Linked DNA regions of Mus musculus: region 2 is linked to region 1. Evidence: chromatin loops called from intact Hi-C (ENCODE). Cell type or tissue: heart. All regions are shown on one strand.

The links. Peaks named below come from ENCODE experiments on the same cell type or tissue, not always from the same donor. Only the 100,000 strongest peaks of a DNase experiment are listed, where the experiment ranks them.
Region 2: it touches region 1 in a loop (5-fold over the local background); 6 of 42 quality-filtered maps call a loop at or near these places.

The regions. Positions count from the first base shown.
Region 1 is chr6:142,340,923-142,348,922 of GRCm38, forward strand. It overlaps Pyroxd1 (pyridine nucleotide-disulphide oxidoreductase domain 1), which reads left to right and starts at 4,775. Exons shown (of 12, transcript NM_183165.3): 1 at 4,775-4,885; 2 at 6,636-6,716; 3 at 7,601-7,720. The coding sequence starts at 4,811. In heart, a CTCF peak has its summit at 2,841 (motif pointing left); a DNase peak (open chromatin) is centred at 4,809; H3K4me3 peaks cover 1,309 bases; H3K27ac peaks cover 882 bases.
Region 2 is chr6:142,751,739-142,759,738 of GRCm38, forward strand. It overlaps Cmas (cytidine monophospho-N-acetylneuraminic acid synthetase), which reads left to right and starts at 4,948. Exons shown (of 8, transcript NM_009908.2): 1 at 4,948-5,288. The coding sequence starts at 5,035. LOC115490443 (a long non-coding RNA gene) reads left to right here and starts at 5,570. Exons shown (of 2, transcript XR_003956544.1): 1 at 5,570-6,872; 2 at 7,129-8,000. In heart, no CTCF peak of the experiment used is centred here; DNase peaks (open chromatin) are centred at 943 and 4,983; H3K4me3 peaks cover 2,057 bases; H3K27ac peaks cover 1,992 bases; H3K27me3 peaks cover 1,213 bases.

The DNA of each region.
Region 1 (8,000 bases):
GGAGGAGGAAGAAGAAGAAAAGAGAAAAGAGCCGAGTAGTGGTGGAGCATGCCTTTAATCCTAGCACTTGGGAGGCAGAGGCAGGCAGATTTCTGAGTTTGTGGCCAGCCTGGTCTACAGAGTTCCAGGACAGCCAGGGCTATACAGAGAAACCCTGTCTCAAAAAAAAAAACAAAAAAAACAAAACAAAACAAAACAAAAACAAAAAACAAAAAAAGGAAGAAAGGAGAAAAAGAAAGAAATTAAAATGCTAATCTATTTGGGTTTTGAGATGGGTCTTGCCCTAGAACTGAAGAATTCATTCCTCTATCTTGAGGCCTAAGATTCCTACCTCACCTTTCCTCAGGCTGAGACTACAAGCATGAGTTATAAAATTCATATTTCAGCATCTACAAATGGCTGTACTGGAGCATAGCTGCCCTAATCCATTTACTTCCCACCCGTGACTGTCCTCACATTTCCGTGACACAATCAGCAATGACTCACCAGAGCGGACTACATAACACACAATAATCTCTTGGCCTTTATTTAAAACAAACAATCAAAAAAACCAAATAAACATTGCTGACCTATACAAATCAGACCAACAGTAAATCCCAGAAAAATTCATGAGCACATATGTGCATACATACATACATTTAGACATATACAAAAAAAAGAAGGAAAAAGAGAAAGAAGATAAAATGAAATGTGATTCACCTTTTTGTCATTAAATGATGTTTCTCTCCAGAAGACATGTTTTCCATCTGAAATAAGCAGTTGCAAAACTGACCCATGGGGCTGAGAGACGGCACAGCAATGAGAACAGAGATTTGGTTCCCACCACCCACATCAGGTGACTCACAACAAGCTCCAGGGGACATGACATCCTCCTGTGGCTTCCGCAAGCACTGCACACACATGCTGCACATATGGGCATGCATACATATAAATAAAAGTTATTAAGTTTTTAAGAATTACAAATTTTAAGAATACCTATAATCCCAGCACTTAGTCGGTGGAGGCTGGGGGATTAGCCTCCATGCCCTACACCTAAGATGAGTTTAGTAGTAGAAACTTAGAAGTTGTCTGACAAGTCCAGCATGGCGTTGGTAAGGGTGGAATGACATGGTTGCTGGCTATGGAACGGGGCCAACAAGGCATAGGCATCCACGAGTGTCCATGGCTTCTTTGTATAATAATGTACATATTTTCGCATTCATCCTTCAAGGTATGTCCTCCCTGTCAGCATTAATGACTCTGAGATAATCAGAGGTGGCCTGAGTCTAGAGGCGAAAGTGTGACTAATGCCTCAGCAAAATGATAGACTGCTAGAACCTTCAGGACAGCATGAGTTCAAATATATATTCAAATCTATATATATATTTTTTTTCTCAACTATGTAAAATGTAAGGGTGCAATATGAATTATATTGGGGGATTCACAAATCTAAAGGAACAAAAGCAGTTTTGCTGTCAGCCACCTTGTCAGAAAGATATTAAGGAAGAATATGAAAAGATTTAGGGAGTGGTGATAGCAGGAGATCCCACCCACCTAAGATTTTGTTTATGCTTACAAGGGCAGGCAGTTTCCTGAGTTTAGGGCTGGGGACATGGCAATGTTAGGTCTAGGTGTGGTAGAAATAGTAATTTCAGGGTGGGTTCCCACCTAACCAGTCTATTGTCTGTGCTTATAAGAGGTGGGCAGAATTCCTTTGCAATGTTAAAAAAAAAAAAAAGTATGTGTTCTTGCTGTCCCCTAAGAATCAAAGGGCTGGGGTCATGAGAGGCTGATTCATAGGACAATCAAAGGGGGACCTGGTGTAAATGACTGGATTGTTGTGTAAAATAAAAGACTGGGCTTGTGATCTGCAAGAGATGAGCTATCCAGATAATTTTTTAGAATAGCAAGAAAGAACTGCTTGGAGAATTGTCTTGATCAGCTAAAGAAGTCAGGACAAAAACTCAAGTAGGGCAGGAATGTGGAGGCAGGAGCTGATGCAGAGGTCATGGAGGGGTGCTGCTTACTGGCTTGCTCTTCATGGCTTACTCAGCCTGCTTTCTTACAAAACCCAGCACTGTCAGCCAGAGAATAGCAACATCTACAAGGGGTGGAAGGCATGGAACACCAACTAAGAAAATGCCCTACAGGCTTAGCTACAGCCCAATCTTAGGAAGGCATTGCCTTCTCTTTTTTTTTCTGTCCATAATTTATTTTTTGATTCACCTTACATCCCAGTTACAGCCCCTTCCCTCCTCTCTTCCCAGTGCTGCCCTTACAAGTCTCCCCACCCCAGTTACCCAACCACCTTCTCCTTAGGGAGGGGTACGCTTCCCCTGGGTACCACTAAGCACCTCCTCTCCCACTGAGGCCCATTCAGGCAGTCCAGGTAGGGGAAGGGGATCCAATGCAAGGCAATGGAATCAGAGACAGCCTATGCACACATATACATCTATATTCTTGGATGCATTTTTATGTTAAAATTTACCAACCCAATATTGGTCGCCTATATCATACTTTCTATTTTGTTTTTTATAGATTTATAGATTTTATTAATTTTTGGTTAGCATAAAAATAATACAAAAAATGGTATATTATTACATGTTATTATATGTTTTGTTCTCATTTATTCCTCTCAACACATATTTTTCTAACTAAAATACTTTTATTTTTTAATATTTATTCATTTTTAGGGGTATGTATTAAACAACTGAGCATGTGTACTTCTTAAGAAAACTAACAAAGATCTGGAGAGATAGCTCAGTAGGTTTGGAACACTAGCTGTTCTTCCAGAGCATCCAGAACCCACATGGCAGCTCAGAATCATCTCCAATTTCAGGCAAGCAAATGCCCTCTTCTGGCCTCTGCTGGTACTGCATGCACATGATATTAATAATTTTATATATATGCAAAACATCCATACACATAAGATAATACAAATTGAGGGATTTTCTTTAGCAGCATACCAATATACTTTTTTTTTTGGTTTTTCGAAACGATTTCTCTGTGTAGCCCTGGCTGTCCTGGAAGACCTGTCTGTAGACCAGCCTGGCCTTGAACTCAGAAATCTGCCTGCCTCTTTATCCCAAGTGCTAGGATTAAAGGCGTGTGCCACCACTGCCCAGCTACAAGTATGCTTTTATTTTTACAAAGACTGTTTTTATATTTTGCATATGAGTGTTTTGCCTGAATGCATGCCTGTGTGTCATGTGTGTGCGGTGCCTATGAAGATCATATATATATATAAATATATATATATATATATATATATATATATATATTTAAGATACTAGGTAGGTGATAGATAGATGATATATATGTGTCATTTAAATATGTCATATATTTAAAATACTTTTTTGCTGTTTCGCTTTAAAGTCCAAAAGGCCTACTTATTCTTTTTATTCTTGACCATCCCTTCACTGTTTTGTTATTGTTTTTTTTTTATGTTCTAAAGTAAAACAGCAAATGGTGAATGGATACAGTTTGAATATTAGTTAATATTTCTATTTATGTTGATGAGTAACATGTCCAACAGAAGTTCTAACTATGATAAACAAATGAATCAGGTGTGTTTACATGTGGGTATTACAAATAGAACTATTTTACTGAGATCACCAACCACTGAAGTCACCAGAAATAGTAGCTGGGGTCGTGTCAAGGAGCTTACGACTTTGGTGTAGTTGGGATGAAGTAAAGCAGGGTAGGTTTAAACTCATAAGATGTTTTTGGGCTACATAGAGGCAACTCCTTTCTCCATTTTACAGTTATTAAAGTTATTGATGAGGAGCGGCAGCTTATTGAGGGAAAGGAGTTGCAAAAAGCTGACGTTGTGTGTGCTAAGAAAAGAAAGAAAGCAGCGGTGTCATTCAAAGCTGAGGAGCAAATGGTCTCCTGTAAAACGATGAAGCAGTGTATATCTATAATGAGATATAGAGTCCCTGTTACCCAGATTGGCCATCCTCAGAGTTTAAAGAATTAAAGAGGCATCAATAAATACCAGTGTTAGACAGAGACGATTAAAAAAGGCCTTAATATTAAAATCAAACCGCCAAGCGAGACAATCCACAAGGGCACAAAGATTAACAGCAAGGTAAGAGAGGATACTGCAGAGGAAAGAGGTGAAAACAACTCAGCCATTTCTGAACGCCATTCCTCAGGCAAATGAACACTAGGAAACTATAACTGTTAAGAAATGCTATGTTTTTGCACCTGTACATTTTTACTGAGCTCAGAATTGGAAGTTAGAGGCTAACTTCTTCAACTATTCAACAGTATTTGATTGTCATAAAGATGTCATAAAGAATGAGTTTTCAAAGGCCGGGCATGGTGGCGCACGCCTTTAATCCCAGGACTCGGGAGGCAGAGGCAGGCGGATTTCTGAGTTCGAGGCCAGCCTGGTCTACAAAGTGAGTTCCAGGACAGCCAGGGCTATACAGAGAAACCCTGTCTCGCAAAAAACAAAAACAAAAACAAAAAGAATGAGTTTTCACAATATCCCATTGCTATGTGAAGGGCAGCAATCGAGACTATTCCAGAGGATTCGAGTTCTTCCCCTACAGAATAAGAAGAGGCTCGCATGAAAGTCCCCTAAGGCAGGGGCAACCAGAGTTCAAGATGTGGGCGTGGTAACAGCCGGAAAGTCTGCCTCCAGATTTTCAAACGCAAAACACGTGGGAAATACTCATACGGACTAAGTGTGAGCTTCCGGGCACCCGTAGTCCAATGTCAATGGCCCGAGCGCCGGAAGTGATTTGTGGGCAGCGTCTCTTCCGGGTAGAAAATAGCTGGAACTTTCACCAGTGTTCAGTCTGCCGCCAGCCCCCGGGGAACTATGGAGGCCCCGCGACCGGCAGGGACATTCGTGGTGGTAGGAGGTGGCATCGCTGGCGTCACGTGTGCCGAGCAGGTTCGTGGGCGCGTGCTCCGCCCCTTCTGGACCCTGTTGTCGTGGTTACGGGAGATTGCGGCGGGCGGCACCGCTTCGCGGGTCGCTCTTCCGGCTTTTCCCCACGCCCACTCGGCGGCGCCGCTGGTGGGGAGGCTGCGCAGAGCCCCGTTGTAGCGTTTGGGGCCAGGAGTAGACAGTGCCTAATTAGCTAGGAATCCAAAATCGAACCAGACTCCGGGTGGAATAGTGTGCCAGTGGGCAGGAGACCTTGGCGTTTGGACAGAAAATTCTCCCACTTTTCAGATTTCCTTCACACATGAAATTTAGTTTCTTGATAAGTGCCACGACGTTAATAAATAATTTCAACGTTACCTTGAACTCCAAAGATAAAATTTCATGTCTAGCAGAAGTTTGGGGCAAAGGACTACAGATGAGGAAATTCTAATCATGATAAACAAATGAATCAGATGTGTTTACATGTGCGTATTACAGAAAAGAACTATTTTGTTGCGATCACCAACCGCTGAAGTCACCAGAAATAGTAGCAGGAAGTGTTTTTTGAGTTGTTAAACTTGGGTGGTGCAGCTCCTGTTTATCCATCAAAGAGTTCATATTCCAAGTCACGTCATCACTGTGTTACCTTAATCTTAGGAGTTACTGGTAGGAGTGAATTAAGGTAAGGGGTAATTAACTTCTCTTAATGTGTAAAGATTACCAAATAGAGAAGAAAAACATACTCCACAGTGTAGCCTTCATGGGAAGAAAGCATGACTTAAATTGCAAGCAGAGAAGCTGATAAGAGACAGAAGCAAGGAAGACTGCCAGAGTTCAGACCACATAGGTTGATACGACTTGCTGTGTTTAATGAAAGTCTGCAAATAGATGGTTTCGAGTTAGGGGTGAAAGCTTTGTAAATTTGATTAGCTACAGTGTGTGTGTTAAGGGCAAATGGTCGACAGCTGTGTGAAGCAGGAAGCTAACCTGTAGATAGTTCTCAGGAGTATTAAGTTTTGAGAACTTGATCCAACAAGAAATGTACAAGATAGATTACAGAATATGAAGAGGAAACAAAGGCAGAGAGTGGTCAGATATAGGACATTCAAATAGGTTGAGTCACAGGACTGTTGTATGGCCTGAGGGCGTGGGGTTGAGGGTGCTGAGCTTCGTGGGACATGAGCAGGGACATGGGACAGGCAGTGGAACAGAATCCAAGATGAGCAAACGACCACCCCCCTCCGGAGTGTAGGGAAAAGGTAGAAATCGTGAAACTGCTGCATGTTAAGTCTTTGTGTTTTGTTAAGCTAAGGTTCAAATGGCTCTGTCTTCCCTGAGTATGTACTAGTCAGAGAGGGAGTGTGAGGGCCATGGGAAGAGTGATGCTGAGATTCTGTCTCATATCGCAGCCTTGCTTTAATTTTATCCTCAGCGAAGGCAAGTAAAAACACTACTTTAAAATGAATGGAAGTAAGTAAGCAGTCTGTAATTGGCTGTATAGCTTTAAACTGGTATATGGAATAAGTCGGCCAAAGATACTGCTGTAGTGGTTTTAGGTCTTTGTTCTCCTTTATCGTGACTGTACTGTTCATCTTATCACTGTAAGGGTTTACCATCACCAGTGCTGTGGCACTGTGGCTAACACTCAGAATAACACGATTTTACATGTGAGACACTGACGGTTTATTACTTACAGTGCCATAGCACCATGACAGCATCATTTACTCAGTAATGCCTGATGTTCTCTCTCCTGTCCTTTCTCCTTAAAACTCAGCTGGCTGTCAGTTTCCCAGAGGAAGACATTCTCCTAGTCACAGCCTCTCCTGTTATCAAAGCCGTTACAAACTTCAGACAGGTGAGAGGCTCGGCGGAAGATGTGACACAGTTCCCTTTGAACTGTGTGTTGAATTTGTTCTGTCTTGAGAAGTCTGAAGCTTTTTTTCCATTAAAAGTCTACATGTTCAATTGTTCAATGTATATTAGATAGTTACTTTTAACTGAACTAGAAAATTCTGAGATTTTAACTTTTATCTCTTAATAAGACAAATCTCATTGTGTGTATTCATATAGGCCTCTAGGTTCCTTGGTAACTCAAAAAAAAAAAAAAAACAATGTAAAAAGCTCCTGAAAATAGGCATGTTGCAAAAGCCATACAGTCAGATTCCCATGCAGTGTTTGAAGAGCAGCCAAGGTTAATTACTGATCTGCAGAGTTCTGTGTAATGGTTTACACAAACTAGGGAGTTTGATCTGTAGGGGTCTGAAGGATTGTTTGTGGTTGAAGACATGGCAGCAGAGCCCAGTTCTCACTCCACTGTATAACGCATGTGGTAATCCACTTTCTGTCAACATGGCAACGTGCCAGAGAGTGTCAACCTCAAGGGACGGGATGAAAGAGGAGGAAGGGGGTCGGTCAGTCCATGATTAGGTGGCTCAGTGTTCTCTCCTGCAAGAAGGTGGAGCATGGCAGCCAGTGTGTGCTAGAACAAAGCTGCCCACTGCTCGTCAGCTGAAGGACTGAGTTGTAGTCTTGCTCCACAAGGAGCCTAATGTCCCTGCCTTAGGCTCCACCACCCAGAGACCGCCAGACCTTTAACTTGTGGGTCTTTGGGAGATATAAGAGATCAAACCGCAGCACTGCAGTGGGCTAGCCTTGTTTGTGAGTATGAAGCAGTACTGTATAAGACAAAGGAATAACTCCTTAACATGTGCACTGAAAAGTCTGTTTGATCTCATAAAGGTTTCTAAAGTACTGGAAGAATTTGATGTTGAAGAACAGCCAGGTACTATGCTGGAAAGTCGCTTTCCCAACATTAAGGTCATCGAATCTGGAGTAAAGCAGTTGAAAAGTGAAGACCATGTAAGACTTCTTCCTGTTAAATGATATGTTTGCACTGTTAAATCCCGGGGTTTGCTTCTTTTCTCCTAAGCATACTTCTGTCTCCACTATTATCTAAGCCCCTAAACTCTGTAGGCTAGAGGCATGAGTCCCGTTATTAGATAAGTCACCTGCTGGGATGAGCTCTGTGCTTCCGTTTACATGCTTCAGATTCTGGTGGTGTTTGTAGAATACCCATGATCCAACACAAGGCACTGACATACAGCGGAAATAACACTGGGTACTTGGTCCTATGAATTGT
Region 2 (8,000 bases), 410 kb after region 1:
AAGCTAAAGCTCTCCAGCGTCTTACAAGACCACTAGACCCCATGGCAGTGATTCTCAACCATCCTAAGGCTGAGGCTTTAATACAGTTCTTCATGTTGTTGTGACCCCCAACCATAAAATTGGCTTTATTGCTACTTCATAACTGTAATGCTGCTGCTGTTATGAATCACAATGGTAACGTGTGTGTTTTCTGTTGTTCTTAGACGACCCCTGTGAAAGGATCATTAAACCTCCACAGGGATCGGCACCCACAGATTGCAAACCATTGCCTTCTGTCCTTCTCTGTCCCCTTGCTTTCTCTGCCTCTTCTCCCTTCGCCAGACCTCCTTCCCATGTCCCAGATAAGCTTCCTTTTATACTGGACCCATCATTGGGCTAAGATGGGGGGGGGGGCGGCACTAAGACACCCCTTCCCACGGCGTCGTACCTCGTGTTACAAAGCATCAGTGTGTGTGTTCATATGTGCATTTGGAGGTCAGAGGTCAATATCAAGTGTCTTCCTCACTTCCTCTTCATCTTATTTTTCGAGACACTGTTTCTTTCTTGAACCTGGAGCACAGGACTGGCTGACCAGCAAACCGTTGCATCTTCTGTCTCTACTTTCCCAGCGTACAGGCTTGCCCGGCATTTACTGGGCTGGTTGTTGTTGTTGTTGTTGTTGTTGTTTTAAAGGGTGCTGGGGATCAAACTCTGGTCATCATGCTTACGGGCAAGCATTTTACCTACTGAACTATTCGCCCAGCCTTTGAAACTGTTTGCCATCGACCTGAAAAGTCACAGACCTCTGTACCCAAAACTGGTTTCATAATGGCACTAAAAACAAAGTTGGCAGTGACTTCCAGTCTAGAGATGAAGGGCAAAACACTTTCCTTTTCCTTTTCAGCTTCGGAGGCATCTGGCAACGTCTTAGCCTGAATGTAACAGGAGGGGAGCCCCACCCAGACCGCAGATACCAGAATGTAACAAAAACCGGAATCTGCAAATAGCACATGCCCTTAGAAAACAGAACCTGCTGCCCCGTGTGAAGGACAACCCGGGCCTGAGTAGCTTCTAATTACGACCTGCATTTTCAACATGGGATCCTGCTACAATCTATTTATTAAATATATTTTATTTTCATGGGGCATTAACAGGGCTGAGTAAAATTCTCCAGTTTCCTTATTTTCTAGGCTTCCTAATATGCTTCAGACCCATTTTATTATGTCTCAAACTCAGGACAAAAGGCTAGCTGGGGTGCCTTTTTAACATATCAAAGAGGACCTGGCCACCAGGTTCTCCCAGACGCTTTCAGTACTTGTTAGGACTCCTCCTGACTGGCATACTCCACCCCCTACCCTAAACTCTCCAGCCCAGGGGCTGAGCTTACCTTCCCCCACCTCCCACCTTCTCACCCCCCAGCTTCTCGAATTCCTATATAAATTCAGCAATTTTGGCTACTGGTCCTTTTTTAACCTCTTGGACTCTTGGTCTCTGGGTTCCCAGGCAGTCTCTCTGCTCCTCTCTCCTCTCACCTCACCCTCCTGGGTCAGTCTGGACCCTTCCAGATGCCTCTGGCTATGCTCTGCATCATTTCTACAGTAAAAGCTCTCCTCTACCATACCTAGGAGAGTCCTGTGGTCATTACTGTTTTTAATAAATGCTTGTCCTTTACCAATGAGTGAGGATACAGGTGCAACAAAAGGGTTGTGTTCCAAGATTTCTGTCAGTCATTGGGAACACAGATGTCCTTCTAGCATTAGCAAATGTAATTAAGAAGAAATATCAGTGTATGGAGGGTGAGAATAAAGATGATATTGTTGGCATTTCATCTAGGCTCCGCCCCACAGTTACCTGGCAACAGCTAGGTGTGCCTGACTCACTATAAAAGGGGCTATTTGCCCACTCCTCTCTCTCTTGCCCTCTCGCTGCTCTCTCCTCTTTTTCTGCTCCTCCTCTTTCTCCATTCCTCCTCCCCCTCCACATGCTCATAGTCAGCCTCTTCTCCTCCTCCTTCTCCTCCTCCCCTCCTCTTCTTCTTCCTCCTCCTCCTCCTGGTGAAAGTGTCCAGTACTGTCAACATTAGCTCCCTCTTTTGCTAACCCACAGTTATTTTAAAGCTCTCCTCCCCGTCCTCTTCCTCCGCTCTCCGCCTCTGTCTCCGGCTCCGTCTCCATCTCCCCACCCCTCCCCTGAATAAATTCTATTCTATACTGTACTGGCCTGTGGCTGGTCCCTCAGAGGGAGAAGGGATGCCTCCGCCTGGGCCCCACAGAGGCACCCCGTGCCTCCACACCTTACTACACTCTACCACTCTACCAAACAATTCCTTCTCTCTTATCTTTTTATAAAACACAACAGATATGATGGTTGGATAAATGGAGACCCAAGGTGGTTTATAATTTACTTCCAGATATGAAACCTTACAGTACAGGTTACACAACAAATATCCTAAAATGTTTTGGCACAGCTTGCTTGACCCATACACTTTATCTTTACTGGAGAGCCTCTCGAAGTATTATGCTGTCAAAAAATATGTTACCTTGTGTAAAATACTACCTTTTGTGCCTGCTTGTAATCTAGCCCTCTTTTGCTAACCCACAGTTATTTTAAAGCTCTCCTTTGGAGCTATGACTATATTCAATTAGCTATACTGAACATTTTTTATATTCTATGCACTGTACTGAGCATGTTTATGTATTGCCACAGTCCTCAGAACAACCTTTGTAAGTGATCATCATTATTACCATAGAATTTAGGTTCCAAGAGGAAAAGTAATTTTCCCAAGGTCACTTAAAAACCATAGATCACTGAGACACTCTGTTCCACTCGCAGGATCTTTCTGTCCCATGCAATGATCTCTGTGCTCTGCCCACACAATAAGATTGTGGCAGTTCGAGAAATGGACAGAGTGCTATCTGGGGCATTCTGTTATTTCTGGCTTCCTCCTAGATCACAGACTCCTACACACTTAAAAAGAACAGTAGCGCCCAGCTCTGTGGCTAGGATCAGCCAGAGCCCAGCTAGTGAGCATGGACACAAACAACAGTGTGATCTTCTTGTAAATAGCGCATCTCTCTTCCCAGCCTCCCGTCCCTGACATGGGGACAAAGGAACAAGGGTAGCTCCTGCTGACTTGGCACTGTGGGAAATGGGACCAGCAGCTGTCTTCAGCTCAAGGCTAAATCAACAAAGAGCCTCCTTCTCCTTCAGGCTTTGAGTTTGAATTAGCTCCGTATGACAACAATGTTTCCACCCAGTGCTGTTCCAGACTTTGTGTCTCTAAGGCTGATAGGCAAAGAACAGTAGAATCCAACTTGGATCCACTTTAGAAAGGACTTGGTGAAAGTGTCCAGTACTGTCAATATTAGCTCCCTTCTTGGTTGAAAGGGGACAGTGTCTCTCCTCTCTGTATATCTTGGGTTGGCTTTCTTCAGAGTGAGTGTAGACCCCCTGGCTCTTCCAGAATACCAAATCTCTCCACCCCTTTACTCCCAGGCTTCAGACTTACACAGTCTTTTAACATCCAAAAACTCAACAAGAGAAGGATCTTTTGTTCTCACAGGAGTCTGGAAAGACTTGTAGCTGTGTTCAGGAAGATAGGACATTTCAAGGGCCAAGATTGTCACACACTGTTACTATGAAAAGAATGTGTGTTTACACCCCACCCGCACCTGGGGAGAGGCAGTGGGTTCTCAAAGGAATATATTTTATCAGACAACTTTTTAAAAGTTTTTTTTTTTTTTTAGAAGGGAACAGGTGTGCACTACACTGGAAGGGATTAATAAAGCTGACACACCAGCAGAAGGTAACACTGTTGGCTGAATTAGCAGGGAATGCCAAGCCCATGGGAGGGGGACGATGGCTTAAAATGTTGAGTTCGAGGCACCTGTAGGACATTAAAATGGGGCAATTTCTTGGAGAGGGAGATGAATCAGGAGCATAGGAAGATTGATGTTTAATATAAAAGCATTAAATCATAAAATAGATCCATGCTATAGTATGGACTAAGAAGTTTCCAAGTGGGGAGGGTCTTCAGTTCATTCATTCATTCATTCCTTGGGAGTGGCAGCTCAGCCAGATTGCCTCAAGTTCCAGGCCACCCTGAGCTATGTCATGAGTTCCTGGCTAATCTGAACTATATAGTGAGTTCAAGGCTAGCTCCAGTCAGAGAGCAAAGCAGAGGATGATGATAACTGTAAGAAAAGAGGATGATGATAACTGTAAGAAAAGTGAGGTAGAGAAGATAGACCTTGATCCCCACAGGTTGAGACTGATTTATTGCAACAGCGAGGGGCCCCAAGCTTTCTGCTGTTGCAGGTTGAGCCCATTTACAGACATTCTCTCTCTCTCTCTCTCTCTCTCTCTCTCTCTCTCTCTCTCTCTCTCTCTCTCTGTGTGTCTCTCTCTGTCTCTCTCTCTCTCTGTCTCTCTCTCTCTCTCTGTCTCTCTCTCTGTCTCTGTCTCTCTTTCTGTCTGCCTCTCTCTGCCTCTCTCTCTGTCTGCCTCTCTCTCTCTCTCTCCCTCTCTCTCTCTCTCTCTCTCATACTGTTTGAGAGCCCAAAATATTGTTTGTGAAACAATTAGGCTGGGACTAAGCAATTCTTTATGGCTAGGGGCTGTTGCCCAGTAAACCCGACTCAGCTTCTCATGACCTGAAGTTACCTAGTATGTTGATGGGGAGTGGTTGGAGAGGGAAAAAAAAGGGAAGAAGGAAGAAATGGAGGAAGGTGTAAGGGGAGGAAGAAATGGGAAAACGGAAAGAGGCTGGAGAGGAGGAGATGAGTGGAGGAGGACTAATTCTCATTTATTTTAGAAATCTCCAGACATTATTGAACACTGCACAAAGCGCCATTCAACTAGAGGCTCCTCTGAGCTCACCTGGCCGGCCCCACTGCAGGGTGACGGCGCGGGGAACTACAACTCCCAGCGTGCCCCGGGGCTGGCGGAGCCGTGGGCGTGGCCTACAGCTGCCACAGCAGGCGGGCGGTACCGAGTGGAGTCGGCGGGGCCGAGCTCCCGGATGTGGAGACGTTGGAGCGGCGGCGTGGGAGGAAGATGGACGCGCTGGAGAAGGGGGCCGCCACGTCGGGGCCCGCCCCGCGTGGACGGCCGTCCCGGGGCCGGCCCCCGAAGCTGCAGCGCAGCCGGGGCGCGGGGCGCGGCCTAGAGAAGCCGCCGCACCTGGCAGCGCTGGTGCTGGCCCGCGGCGGCAGCAAAGGCATCCCACTGAAGAACATCAAGCGCCTGGCGGGGGTTCCGCTCATTGGCTGGGTCCTGCGCGCCGCCCTGGATGCGGGGGTCTTCCAGAGGTGCGCATGTGCGGGAGCCGGGCCCGGGTCGGGGGTCGGGGGTCGGGGTCCCCAGGCCTGACCCTGGGTCGCCCCTGCTTGATGGGCGCCTGTCACCTCTGGGCTGCGCAGACTGCCGGGTGCTGCAAGGCCCGGGAGGCAGCAGGTGCATGAATGGAGTCGAGTTGGGGCTCCCCAGCTTAGAGAGTCTTCCCTCACCTTTGAGAAAAAAATATTCTCTGGCTGTGAGGCTGTGAGTCAGCACAAAGAGGAAATGGTCCCTACGTGTGTACGAGGTATGACTGTTTTATGGGTGTGAATGGGTTTAGCCTACCTCTTGAACTTTGGCCTCACTAAAGGCAGTTTTTATCTCTGCATCCTCTCGGCCTCCACCGGATTGATCAGGAGTTACAAGTTGATGCCATTCATCAAAGGAGGGAGATAAAAATCCTTTGCCAACAAGGAATTTAAATGCCCGTGCTAGCTGCATCCAAATTCTGCTTGAATTTATTGCTACCTTTTGATGATTTGGCTTTTAAGATGATTGATTCAGAAGGCTATTGATTTCCCCATATTATGAAGGCAGATTTTTTTTTTCACCCAACTGACATTGTTTAAAGATGGGATAGCAAAAGATATAAATGTATGAGTTTTCTTTGTGTTTTGACTCAAAGGAAGCTCTGGGTGGAGCTAAAGAAACAGCTGGCTTCTGAAAATAACACGTAATAGGAAGTGTGCTGAGGAGAGATAGGGGAGTATCGTGAATTTGGTTCAGCTCAGTAAACATTTCTTGAGCCCCACTTTTTTCCATACACACGCAAGGAGATAGCAAGACGGTCCGTGCACAGTTCTATCCCTTACGGAGCTCTCGATTGGTTTTTGTTTGGTTTTGTGTTTTTAAACCTCTCAGAATGCAGACTGCAAAGGAGTGAGAAGTTAATTATGTATAGGCCACAGGGACAAAGTAACATCTATGAAGGGAAAAGAGTTTGAAGTCATACTGACCATAGATTGAGAACAAAATTATTGTTCATGACTCTCAGGTCCCATGTCAGGAAATGACTTTCAGAGTGGATTCAGAAAGGGTACTGGTAGAACTGGAGAAATGGCCCGGCGCTTGAGAGCACGTACTGGTTTTCCAAAGGACCCAAGTTCAGCTCTCAGCACCATTGTTGGATAGCTCACAACTGCCTGAAACTCCGCACCAGGAGATTGGATATCCTTTTCTGGTCTCCACAGGCCCTTGGTCTCACGTGGACATATTCACACTATACAATCTTTTAAGGGGAGTGGGAGGGTAATTGATAGAGGCGATGGCTCTGGACAGAATGCTTGCCATGTAAGTCTGAGGAACTAAGATCTCATTCCCTGAGCCCACATAAAATCCAAGTGAGAGTCTAGTGCATCTGCAATTACAGCAGGACAGGAGAATCTGGAAACTCAGGGGACAGTCAGCTTGGTGTACCCAGTGAACAACGAAAGAGAGACCCTGTCACAAACAAGGTGACATGTGAGGACCAGTGCCTGAGGTTGCTCTCTGACCTCCACACATGTACCAAGGCACTCATGCATGTAGTCACACAAACGCCCACCACATATGCACAGGTAAGTCTTTATGTCCCGTAATTAGGCTTAAGAACAAAAGATGAATCTTTTATTCAGCACGTGCTGTCTATTACTATGGGACTGGGTATTGCTGTCTTGAGCCAAGGGTTAGAGCAGCAGCAGGAGCCAGCTATGTAGAACCATTGACAGGCGCAGCCCCATGCCCCCTCTGGAGCCATGGACACTGATAGGAAGAGTAAGGCTTGTTGGGCACAAGCCTCGAATCAAAGGTGACACCCCTGTTCCATCTCTTCAGAGGTGATGCTGTGCAGAACATGCGGGATTTCTGAGGAGTCAACTTTTAGCCCTAGTCACATGGACACAAGATGGTCATCTGTTTTCTTGGTTGTCTACTCTCTTGATGGTGTGACATCCAGGTGTCAGCAGGCATTCCTGACCCTTGTAAACCTGAAGAAAAGTGACTGATTGGAGGTGATGTGACAGATAGCTGTCTTCCTGACAGTTCCCCTTACCCGTCACAGACAAGGCTGCCCTACTGGTTAGTTCTTTGGGGAGTGTGGTTAAACAGTGAAAAACACACTTGTTAGTCCATGCCACATGCTGTGATGTCCAAGCTCATCTCTGCACTTCCTGGCTGCCATGAGGTAGACATCTCTGCTGCACTGTGTTCCCTCCACCATGATACTCTGCCCCATCACAGGCCACAATGTTCACGCTAAGCAAGTAATAGAAAGATGTCAGAAAGTGACTCAAAAGAAGTCTTTCCTTAGGTTGTTTGATGCACTATCACCACAACTACCACAGCTGAGCAACATGTAGAACACGTGTGTGGTATCAGATGAGATTTGTTACTATAAGTACACAAGATGGTGTGCTCTGTCAGGAGAATCTGCAGTTTCTTGTCTCAGGATGGGTTGTCCCTTTCTGATGTCAAGCAGAGTGTTAGGAGATCCATCTGCCTCTGCATATGTGACCATAGTCTTTGTCCACTTAAGACCATATTGTTGATTCGGTCTCGCTCTCATGGCATTCCCACCTGAGAAGTTGCAGTGCCTCCGGTTGAACAGACTGTTCCTGGGAAATCATGATGGGCTCAGAGACCCCTAAGCCCTCTCTTACAGAGTGAACTTAGGAAGTTTCAGTCATAAAAACTCTCTCCTCCATGAT